Linked DNA regions of Homo sapiens: region 1 is linked to region 2. Evidence: chromatin contacts called from ENCODE Hi-C data. All regions are on one chromosome and are shown on one strand. The core of a region is the stretch at or near the end of the contact, and the rest is flanking DNA. Distances in the headings are between cores, read along the strand shown. Region 1 has its middle 54 kb from the start of LINC02273. Region 2 has its middle 83 kb from the start of FBXW7-AS1.

The links. Hi-C counts contacts between places; a loop is a spot of excess contacts on that map. Pooled maps may share reads with other maps.
Region 1: a map with no recorded cell type shows a loop between it and region 2 (5-fold over the local background). The contact joins two enhancer-like sites. A Hi-C loop is called at or near these places in 1 of 168 maps with a recorded cell type or tissue (IMR-90), 3 of 37 single-sample maps with no recorded cell type and 2 of 50 pooled maps.

The regions. Positions count from the first base shown.
Region 1 is chr4:152,043,736-152,049,314 of GRCh38, reverse strand. No RefSeq gene overlaps it. Among named protein-coding and RNA genes, the nearest start is that of LINC02273, 54 kb to the left of the region's middle. RefSeq lists enhancers at 3,435-3,514, 3,635-3,684. Within about 2 kb of position 3,399, at least 3 of the 41 ENCODE cell types and tissues checked have a DNase peak (open chromatin) inside an H3K27ac peak, as active enhancers do.
Region 2 is chr4:152,251,940-152,257,020 of GRCh38, reverse strand. No RefSeq gene overlaps it. Among named protein-coding and RNA genes, the nearest start is that of FBXW7-AS1, 83 kb to the left of the region's middle. Within about 2 kb of position 1,425, at least 4 of the 41 ENCODE cell types and tissues checked have a DNase peak (open chromatin) inside an H3K27ac peak, as active enhancers do.

The DNA of each region.
Region 1 (5,579 bases), core at 2,150-4,649, 210 kb after region 2:
GTCAATGTCTAATAACATTTTTTTTGAGCCTATACATATGTAACGTGGTGCTAGGGTAAGATGGTGAAACCCTGTCTCTACTAAAAATACAAAAAAATTAGCCAGGCATGGTGATGCGCGCCTGTAGTCCCAGCTACTCTGGAGGCTGAGGCAGGAGAATCACTTGAAGCCGGGAGGTGGAGGTTGCAGGGAGCCAAGATCGCGCCACTGCACTCCAGCCTGGGTGATAGAGTGAGACTCTATCTCAAAAAAAAAAAAAAAAACAGTGAGTGTCTGGTGGCTATATTATGCAGCATCTTGTATATTGATTGACACTTTCTTTGAATGATTTACTATAAACTATATACTTAGCTCTCTGGGGTGTATAATGGTGTCAATTGCAAACAACAGGTTACTAAAAAGAGGAAAATCTATTTTCTGCAGCCCTCTCCCCACTCCATATGCCTCTAGTCCCTTCCTGAACCTTAAGTTAGACAGTGCTATGTATGAAATGCCAGTGACTGGGGAGAACAGTTCTAGGTGCTGTGGGGGAAATACACAGGACTTAACAGGCACAGTATCCACTTTAGAGGCAAAACCAAGAAAGTCTACATTTATTTTCCTCTGTAGCTAGAATTCTTTCTCTCCAATGATCTGTTTTAGGCATTTGGCAGCTGCAGAGTTGACCTGCAAATAAATTCAACTACATTCACAGTTCCTAAAAATGACTGTGACCAGTTTACTCACATAGGTGAGAAGAAAATATTTTCAGAGAGAGCAAAGGTACATAGCAAAAAGCTGCATAAAATAAGGAGAAAAGGCTTGAGATTGTATAAATCCAACCCCAATTCTTGGCTATTACAAAGCTACAGTCACTGGGTTAGGAAGGAAAATCTCAACACGCAGCCTCCATGGGACACTGCCAGCAGCCTGTGGGGCACAGCCCTGCCCTTCTCTAGTGATTGCCCATTGCCATTGCTTGACAAGTAATATTTAAAAACTCTAATGCTACTCTCAATCAACTGGGACTTTCGGTGCTGGAGGTCCCAGCTGGAAAATAGGGTGACCATATTTCAACCAGAAAAAAACATGTTTTAAATAAAATTTCCTCTTCCTTTGTTTGTTAACAGCAACAGGACCCCTAAAAGGGCTTTTCTCAGGTCACTTAGTTTAGCGTACTTGGAGAAAGCCTCGGGAAAGGGAGTGGTATCAGTAATTGGGCTGCTTGTGAGGGTGAATGTCTTGCTTACCTGGCTATGGGCTGCAATAATTCGTCTTTCTGAAAGGGCATTCAGCCTTATCTCCCTCTGCTCTGTGCCAGAAGCTGTACTGGTCATTTTACCTGTGACAATCCATTTATTCTACCCAGCCATCCAGTGAGAGACTTACCATTCTTTTCGTCTTGCAGATTTAAGAATAAACAGTTTCAAAAATGCTAAAGTTCCTCACCCAAGGTCACACAGCTAGTACAGAGTGGAGGCAAGACTTGAAGCCATAATCTTATCCAGTATTACAAAGCTAAGGTCTACTCACAGGCAAGAATTGTGTGTACATCTAGAGAGAAGCCCTCCTATCCACCATGACAAGGTAGCACTGTAACAGATGTTGGGGGGCACATGAGCTTCTCACTGAGGAGCCCAGGGGGTGCTCTTCCAGGCAGAGCCCTGCCTTGGTTCTTCTGCAGGAGAAAGCAGATCCGTGACAGACACACAAGGTCCACTCTTCAGACCTTTCTGTGGAGCTGCAATATGTTCTGTTGCATGTTTCCCGAATTATTTGTAACAGGCAGCTGCAGTAGGTCAGAATCTCAGAGGTGTTTCTGAGATTCCAGACAGGGTGGGGGCTGCCACCCTGCTCTCTGGATGGGAATAATACAATTTACAAATGTGGAGCATCTGGGGAATTTAGGAGCTAAAAAGAGGAGCTTCTGGAGGGAAGTGGCTAAGATTCTTGGGCCTTCATGGTGTCAGGGAACAGTTTCAAGGATGTTTTACTTTTGCCATTGAGCTAATCATAAAGCAGCCATCTATTGACAGTTATTGTAGGCTCCAGGTACTGTGCGAAGGACCCTTGACGGGTATTAAACTCATACATTCCATCAGTTCCAGTGGCATTCAATCATGAGCCATTTAATCATGGCTCAACCATGCTGAGAGCTAGGGATCAGCAGCCACATTTTACAGATGAGGAAATGGAGGCTCCAGGATAATAACTTGCCCAAGTTTTCATAGCTTTAAGACCAAGTGAGGATTCAGACCCAGGCTATTTGAAGCAAACTTCATGTTTTTAACAACAACAATATGCTGCCTCTAATGAATTTATTCAGACGCTAATAAATATAGTAGACAGGCTTTTCTCCACCCTATACCCTACCCACCAAATGTTTGGCCAATTAAAATAGTTGAGTTCACTTATAAGGGGAACGGGAAAACAGCATTTGGGCTTGTCCCAGTTACATGAATTAATTCTGTCTTGGGGTTCTGATGGCAGCATAAACCAAAGAGCCCAGAATCCCATGATGAAATTATATCGTTAAAGCCCTTGGCGGCTTAGCTATTATTTTATGTAAAATATATGCATAGCTTCTGAGAATCCCTTTCCACCAGCAAACAGAATGAAAAATATATATATATATATATATACATTACTAATGACAGGATTCTCGGCTATCATGCCGTTATTTACGTGACATTATTGATAGGAATGTTGCTTGTTTGGAATCTGGAAGGTAAACAGAGTTTCAAATTTCAATCCTCTGTTGTGGAAAATAATAACCTTGGTGCATGGCCATGCAAATTAAGGAACTCTGAAACCTCAAGCCTCCAATCACAGCACTCCAGACACCAACATTCCAAACACGTCTGTCTCTCCAAAGAGAGCCAGGTTCATGCCACAGAATCTTTCCAGAGCCAGCATCAAAGGCTGTGTCAGGCTCAGTATTTGGGACCTCTCCTTGCAGCCGCAGTCCCAACGTGGGGTGGGGTCAGCGAGGGCAAATAACTAAATAGTTTTCTCCAAAACGCCATAGTTGGAATTCCCTCTCCTGGCCCGGGCTCCTTGCGTCCCCTCCCCGGCTGCCACACATTTCCTAGCGTCGCGGAGTCCTCTGGGCCCAGCGCCTGGCGGGCCTCACCCGACCCACCTGCTGCGCACGGCGTTGCCCAGCCCAGGCATTAAAGAACTTTCCTGCCGCAGAGAACCGAGCCCGAGACACGCCCTGGCTATCTATAGAAAATCCCTTTGGGGGTTCTGCTGACAAGTCACTCGAGATCCCTCCTTGGGCCTCATTATGTCACAGGAACCCTGGCTGGAATGCGGAGGATTAAATTCCTAACCCCTCCCTGTCGGCTGGGCCCGGAGGGAGGGAAGCCAGGAGCTCAGCGCCCACCTGGGCTCTCAGGCGCCCCCTATTGAACGTTCCTGTCCCTCTGGCCCCGACGGCTGCAGCGGCTCCGCGCGGGAGTCCAAGCCTGCTAAAGCCCTGGGGCTGCAGGCAGCAGGGAGGACCGAGGTCCCAAGGCCCTGTGCATTCTTACAGCATCCCGGGGACACGGAAGGGAGAGTGAGAACACAGACTTGATCCTCAGGCCGGCTCTAAATCCAGCTCCCCACGTGGATTTGGGCAAGTCGCTAATCCCTCTGGGCCGTGGTTTCCTCTCCCTAAGAGCACCTGATACATAAAATCATGAACTTTACTGCTAGAGGGGGAAGCCAGGGAGCGGAAGCTACGGAGGTTGTTGAGTTCTCAGCAGGTGCTGATGCATGGGGGGGTCACGGTCCCATGCTCCCTGAATGAGGACAGTAAAGAGCAGAGAAACACTTCAGATGCGGGCTAATTCTTTGTAAAAGGCCAGGTTACTTAAACCTAACTACCCTCTGTGTCCTTCATCCCTAATATAGGAGTACTAATGCTACCTACCACATAGGTTTGTTGTGACAAAAATGCATAAAGGACTTAATGACACATGAAAGGGTTAATGCACATAGGGGAATTCAAATGGTGCCTGTAAGCCACCTATTATTTTATTATTATCATTATTATTATTATATTACAAAAGAGTCACCTACTACCGTTCTTATTATAAGCCCTAAAGCTTTTGTAAACACAATGCTTTGAAAAGACCATTAATGTTGGTAGCATTTATTGCACGTTTATTACATGCTAGTCATTTTGCTGAGCACTTTTAGAAATCTATTTTATTTCTAAAACAGCCCTGTGCAGTAAGCACTATCACTGCCATCTTTTAGCAGGTGAAGAACCTGAGCTTTTCGTGAGCTGCCCCTGGTCAAAGAGCTGTAAGTGACTGGGCCAGCCACGGTCATTCCCCTTCCATCATGGGGTGCTGGTTCGGGCTGGATTCCACTCTTGCTCTTTGAACTTGCACACGTCCTTGACCTGTCTGTGTCTCATGTGGAGATAAAGGGCAGGTATTATTTTCTTCATGCTATTGTCGTGAAGAAAGTGCTGTGTAAACTGTGACGTTCCCCCCAGAAATGGGAGGACTTTGATCACTACACAGGAAGACAAGTCAAAGGAGAGAATAGAAAGTCACAGTCCCGGGGAGCCTGTGTCTTCCTGGAATTGTCTTGGTCCTCAGAGAAGTAGAAGGAACTAACTACAGGGACATAGGACACATTTGATCTGAGCCAAGAGCCCAGGGAGGCTCTTGTAGACCTGGGGGGGCCACTTGTGCTCTGAAAACTTGCAGGTTCAGAACCCGTCAGATCTCCTTGAGTCTTTCAATGACACACAAATAGACACACACAGACACACACACACACACACTGATGCTGTCAGTAATAATGCATCACCGGACTTCCACCTTAGCAGAGTAAGTGAAACATGTAAACAAATAATAAATTATGTCTGAGCCAATGGGGCGTAGAAGCAGTAACTATAAAATACTGCCCAGGGGGGAGAAAGTGTACTGAGACTGTGACAGAACACCCCAAAGTCATTGCCAACAGCATTATTTCATGACCTGAGTAAGCTGGCAGAGTTGTTACTTCTTGAAAGGAGACTTTGTCTTTTTCCTTTTTCTTAGACATCTGATTTTTATTCTCCTTTAAACAATGCAAATCTTTCCTTCTGAAGGGATCTTGGAAAGCAGATTCCTTCCATTGCTTTAAAGGGAATTCAAGTTGGACAGAGTGAAGGCATTCTGGTGGCAGGGCTGTAAGCAGTGCTGATTTGTCAAGGCGGGCTGTCACACATCATTTCTCTGCAGGCTTGGAGATGCAGTGCAGACCTTGGTTCCTGGATGGAAGAGACACTTCTCATGGTCAAGCCTCCCCGGGCCCCAGGTTGAGAGGTGATGCTGCATAGGGGACGAGAGCAAAGGTCCCCAAAGTGGGGCATCCTCAAGGGCACCACCTCCGAACAACCCACGGGAAGAAAGAAGAGGAAAGAAGGAATTGGAAGGGGAGGGGAGGGGAAGGAAAGGGTGAGGAAGAAAGGAAAGGAAGAAGGAGGAAGGGAAGGAGGAAGAAACGAAAGATTAAAACTCTTTATATTTACTGTAATATCATCATTACAAAACCATTTTTTTGTTAAAAGTTTAAATGTATATAAAAGTAGAACCATATAATGAACCTCCCAT
Region 2 (5,081 bases), core at 176-2,675:
AAATTTTGATCTATGTTTTGTGAAGGAAGAAAGAGCAAGGCCAGTGGTCAGATCGTGTAGGGCATTTTAGGTCATTGTAATGTGTTACTCTGCATGAGCAGAGGGGTGACTGACTTGATCTCATTTATAGTTTAAAAGGCTCACTGTGTCTGCTGTGTTGAGCGCAGCTTCTGAGCGGGAAGCGGTGGAAGCAGGAGACCCGCAGGGAGGCGGCTTCCTCCGGAGGACAGGGGATGGCATCTCACATCGGGGTGCTGGCAGTGAAGCCAGTGGAAAGTGGTAAGATTCTCAATATATTTGGAGGAACAGCCAACAGTCTTTGCTAATGGAGAGGATATAGGGTATATGAGAGAAAAAAAGACAAAGACGACTCCAAGGATTTTGTCCTGGATAACAGGGAGGATGCAGTGTCCATTCACTGACAGGGGCAGGACTCTGGGAGGGGCAGATCAGTGGGGAAGACCAGGAGTTGAGCTTGGACTATTCAGTTTGAGGTGCTCATTAGCCATGTACGTGATAGTATGGAATAGGCAGTTGGAGATATAAGTATGGAGGTTAGTGGAAGAGGTCCAAGCTGGGGATGAGAGTCTGGTGTCACTTACATGCTGGTGTGTGAGAAGGCCTTGAGACTGCTGGAAGCCACCTAGGGAGTGGTGACACAGAAGAGAAGCCACGTCCTGAGCCTTATGGCACTCCAATGGCAGGATGATGGGGAAGTAAGGAGGAACCAGCAAAGAAGACTGAGAAGCAGCAGCCAGTGATGTCGCAGAAGAAGAGAGGTCATAAGCAGGGACTGGAAAGAAGAGAAATGCCAGGATGAAGTAGGAGGGGCCCTGACAGGTATCAATAAATAAAAAGCAAAAGTAAAAGGTAAAATCACGGGGACTTGAAGTTTATGACAACTTTCTAGGAAGCTTTTCTATTTGTTTTAGGCCTATTTAGTACAATTAGCAGAGACAGCTGAGATTTTTAAAAATTTATTTTTACTCATAGAGGAAAAGAGGAAGAGAGGAATATAAAATTTATTTTTACTACTATTTATTTTACTATTTGACCATTTTTACTGCTATTTTCACTCACTCAAATATGGTTCCCCAAATAAAGTCTTTGCAGCAAAAAGAAAACTCACTTCAAAAGTATCATTCCAGGAATGTCAAATTGCCCAGAAAACCATCAGTTTGTGTATGCTGGCCAGAGGAGATCAAAGACGATCTAACAGAAGCTCCAGGGATGGTAAACAACTACCTTCAAGATTTTTTAAATGACTAAACACTGTCCAGATTTGTTATAGAAAGTGTTTGAGGTTGTGCTAGGGCCTAGCTCTCCAGAGTTCACCTCTTCTCTCTGAAGCTTCCCCCTGCTCTGGGTGGGTGAGACTTCCTGCTGGGAGTTGCCTGGGTTCTGGCCACAGACCAAAGCCTTTCTCTAAGACTGAGTCAAGTGGCACTTCCTGTCAATACTCAATCTGTCTGCAAGCTGCACGGAATGTCAACGCTCAATTCGAGCTCATCTAGACCAACACTGTCCAATACATATCATGTTGTGTATCCTGTCCAAATATACAGCTAGTGGCAAATGCAAGCCACATATGTAATTTAAAATTTCCAGTAGCCACATTTTAAAAAGTAAAAGATGATACAGGGTACAGGAGGGAGAAATTAGAATTATTTTTATTATTATTGCTTCTCGGCCTTTTGGCTAAGATCAATTGTAGAATTATTTTTATTAGAAGGTACTCACACCACCTGTGAAGTGATATAGTGCTATTTGAAAATGGATTTGGATTAGTTGTAAATGTATATTGCAAATTCTAGGCAACCATTAAAAAAAGTAAAAAATAAAAAGGTAAAAAGGAAAAAGTAAAAAGAACCACTAAAAAAGGAGAGAAAATGGAATCATATAAAATGTTCAACTTAAATGAAAAAAAGGCAGAAAAGATTGGAAGGCAAAAATAGGAAAAAAAAAACTAAGGGCAACAAATAGAAAACAGTAACAAATATGGAACATATTAACCCAACTATATCAATAATCACTTTGAATGTCAACCATCTAAATAAACCAATTAAAGGACAGAGATGGTCAGAGTCAATCAAAAAACAAGACCCAACAATATATTGTCTACAAAAAACCCACTTTAAATATAAAGACAAATCAGTTAAAAATAAATGGATGGAGAAAAATATATCATGTTACCACTAATCAAAAGAGCATAAATAGCTATGCTCATTTCAGACAGAGCACACTTCAAAGTAAGAAAAGTTATCAGGGATAAAGAAGGGCAATGATAAAGAGGCCAATTCTCCAGGAAGATACAATAATCTTTAATGTATATGTAACAGAGTGTCAAGCTACCTGAAGCAAAAACAGAGAGTGACAAGGAGGTATTGCTGACTCCACTACCATAATTGGAGACTTCAATATCCCTCTATCGGAAATGGACAGATCGATATAGTTTAACTCAGCAACACCATCAATCAATTGAATATAATTGGCATGTATCTATCTCATCAAACAGTAGCAGAATGCACATTCTTCTCAAGTTCACATGGAACATTCACCACGATAAACCACATTCTGGGCTGTAAAACACACCTTAACAAATCAATAGAGAATAGAAATCACGTAATATCTGCTCACAGACCACAATGAAATTAAACTAGAAATTAGAAAGATAGCTGAAAAATCCCAAAATATATGAAGATTAATCAACACACTTCTAAAGAATATGAGTTAAATCTCAAGAGAAATTGTAAAATATTTTGAACTAAATGAAAATAAAAACACAACTTATCAAAATTTGTGGGATACAGCAAAAGCAATGCTTAGAGGGAAATGTGTAACATTGAATGCATATATTAGAAAATAAGAAAGATCTAAAATCAATCATCTACGTTTCCACTTTCAGAAACCAGAAAAAGGAGAGAAAATTAAACTTGAAGTAAGCAGAAAAAAAAACAAACAAACAAGAATTAGACCAGAAATCAATGAAATTTAAATCAACAGAGAAAAATCAACAAAACCAGTTGCTGATTTTTGAAAAGATGAATAAAATCAGTAAACCTCTAGCCAGGCTAACTGAGAAAAAAAGAGAAAGGACACAAATTGCTAGTATCAGAAATGAAAGAGGGGACACTTAAAGGATAATAAAGAAATATATGAACAACTCTATGCACATGATTTGATAATCTAGATGAAATGTACCAATTCCTTGAAAGGAACAAACTGCCAAAACTCACATAAGAAGAAATTGCCAATCTGAATAGGCCTATATCTATTAAAAAGATTGAATTAATAATTAATAATAGAATAGAAAGCACCAGGCCCAGATGGGTTAACTGGTGAATTCTACCAAACATTTAAGAACTTAATGCTAAACGACGAGTTAATGGGTGCAGCACACCAACATGGCACATGTATACATATGTAACAAACCTGCACGTTGTGCACATGTACCCTAAAACTTAAAGTATAATAATAATAAAATTAAAAAAGAAAGAAAAAAAGAAAAAAAAAAAGAAAGACATTATACCAATTCTTCACAATATCTTTCAGAAAATAGAAGTAGAGGGAATACTTTCTAATTGATTCTATGAGGCCAGAATCACCCTAACACTGAGAAAGACATGACACAGAAAGAAAATTACAGATCAATATCTCTCACGAACATAGATGCAAAAATCCCCACAAAATATTAGCATATCAAATCCAATAATGTATAAAAAGAACTATACATCACAACCAAGTGGGATTCGTCCCAGGAATGCAAGGCTGGCCCAACACTGGAAAATCAATCACTATAATCCATCACATCAACAGGTTGAAAAATAGAAAGCACATAATCATCTTAGCAGCAGAAAAAGCATATGACAAAATCCAACACCGATTCATGATGAAAATTCTCAGTAAACGGGGAATAGAGAGTGACTTCCTCTACTTGATAAATAGTAGATTTAAAAGATAGTCTTTTTCACAAATGATGTTGGAACAACAGGACATTCACATTTAAAAAACTGAATCCAAGCACACACCTAAAACCCTTCACAAAAATTAATACAAAATGGATCATAGGTCTAAATGTAAAGTACAAAATTATAAAACTCCTAGAAGAAGATAAAATAGGAGAAAACCTAGATGACCTTGTGCATGGCAATTACTTTTTGATACAATATAACACTAAAAGTAAGATGCATGAAATAAATAATTCATAAGCTGGACTGTATTAAAATGAAAAACCTCTGTGAAAAACTTCATTGTGAAACACAATACCAAGAGAATGAGAAGACAAGCTACATACTGGGGGAAAACATTTGCAAAAAATATTATCTGATAAAGGACTGTTGCCCAAAATATACAAAGTATATTAAAACTTAACAACAAGAAAACAAACAATGCTGTTAAACCATTGACTAAAGACTTTAACAGACACCTCACCAAAGAAGATATACAGATGGCAAATAAGCTTATAAAAAGATGATCCACACCATGTGTCGTCAGGGAATTGCAAATTAAAGCAACAGTGAGGTAGCACTACACACCTATTAGAATGGCCAAAATCCAGAACACTGACAACACCAAAGGTCCGTGAGAATATGGAGCAACAGGAACTCTCATTCCTTGCTGATGGGAATGCAAAATGGTACAGCCTCTTTGGAAGATAGTTTGGCAGTTTCTTATAAAACTAAACATGCTCTCATAATACCATTCAGCAATCATGTTCCTTGGGATTACCTAAAAAAGTTGAATACTTATGTTCACACAAAAACCTGCACACAGATGTTTGTAGCAGCTTTATTTATTGCCCAAACATGGAAGGAACCAAGATATGCTTTGATAGGGAATGGATAAATAAACTGTAGTACATCCATAAATGGAACATTATTCAGCACTAATAAGAAACGAGTTATCAAGGAGCCAGCATGGTGGTTTGCACCTGTAATCCTAGTTACTTGGGAGGCTGAGGCAGGTGGATCGCTGGAGCCCAGGAGTCTGAGGATGCAGTGAGCTGTGATCATGCCATTGCACTCCAGGCTGGGTGACAGAGCAAGACCCCGTCTCTAAAACAAAAAAGAAGTTATCAAGCC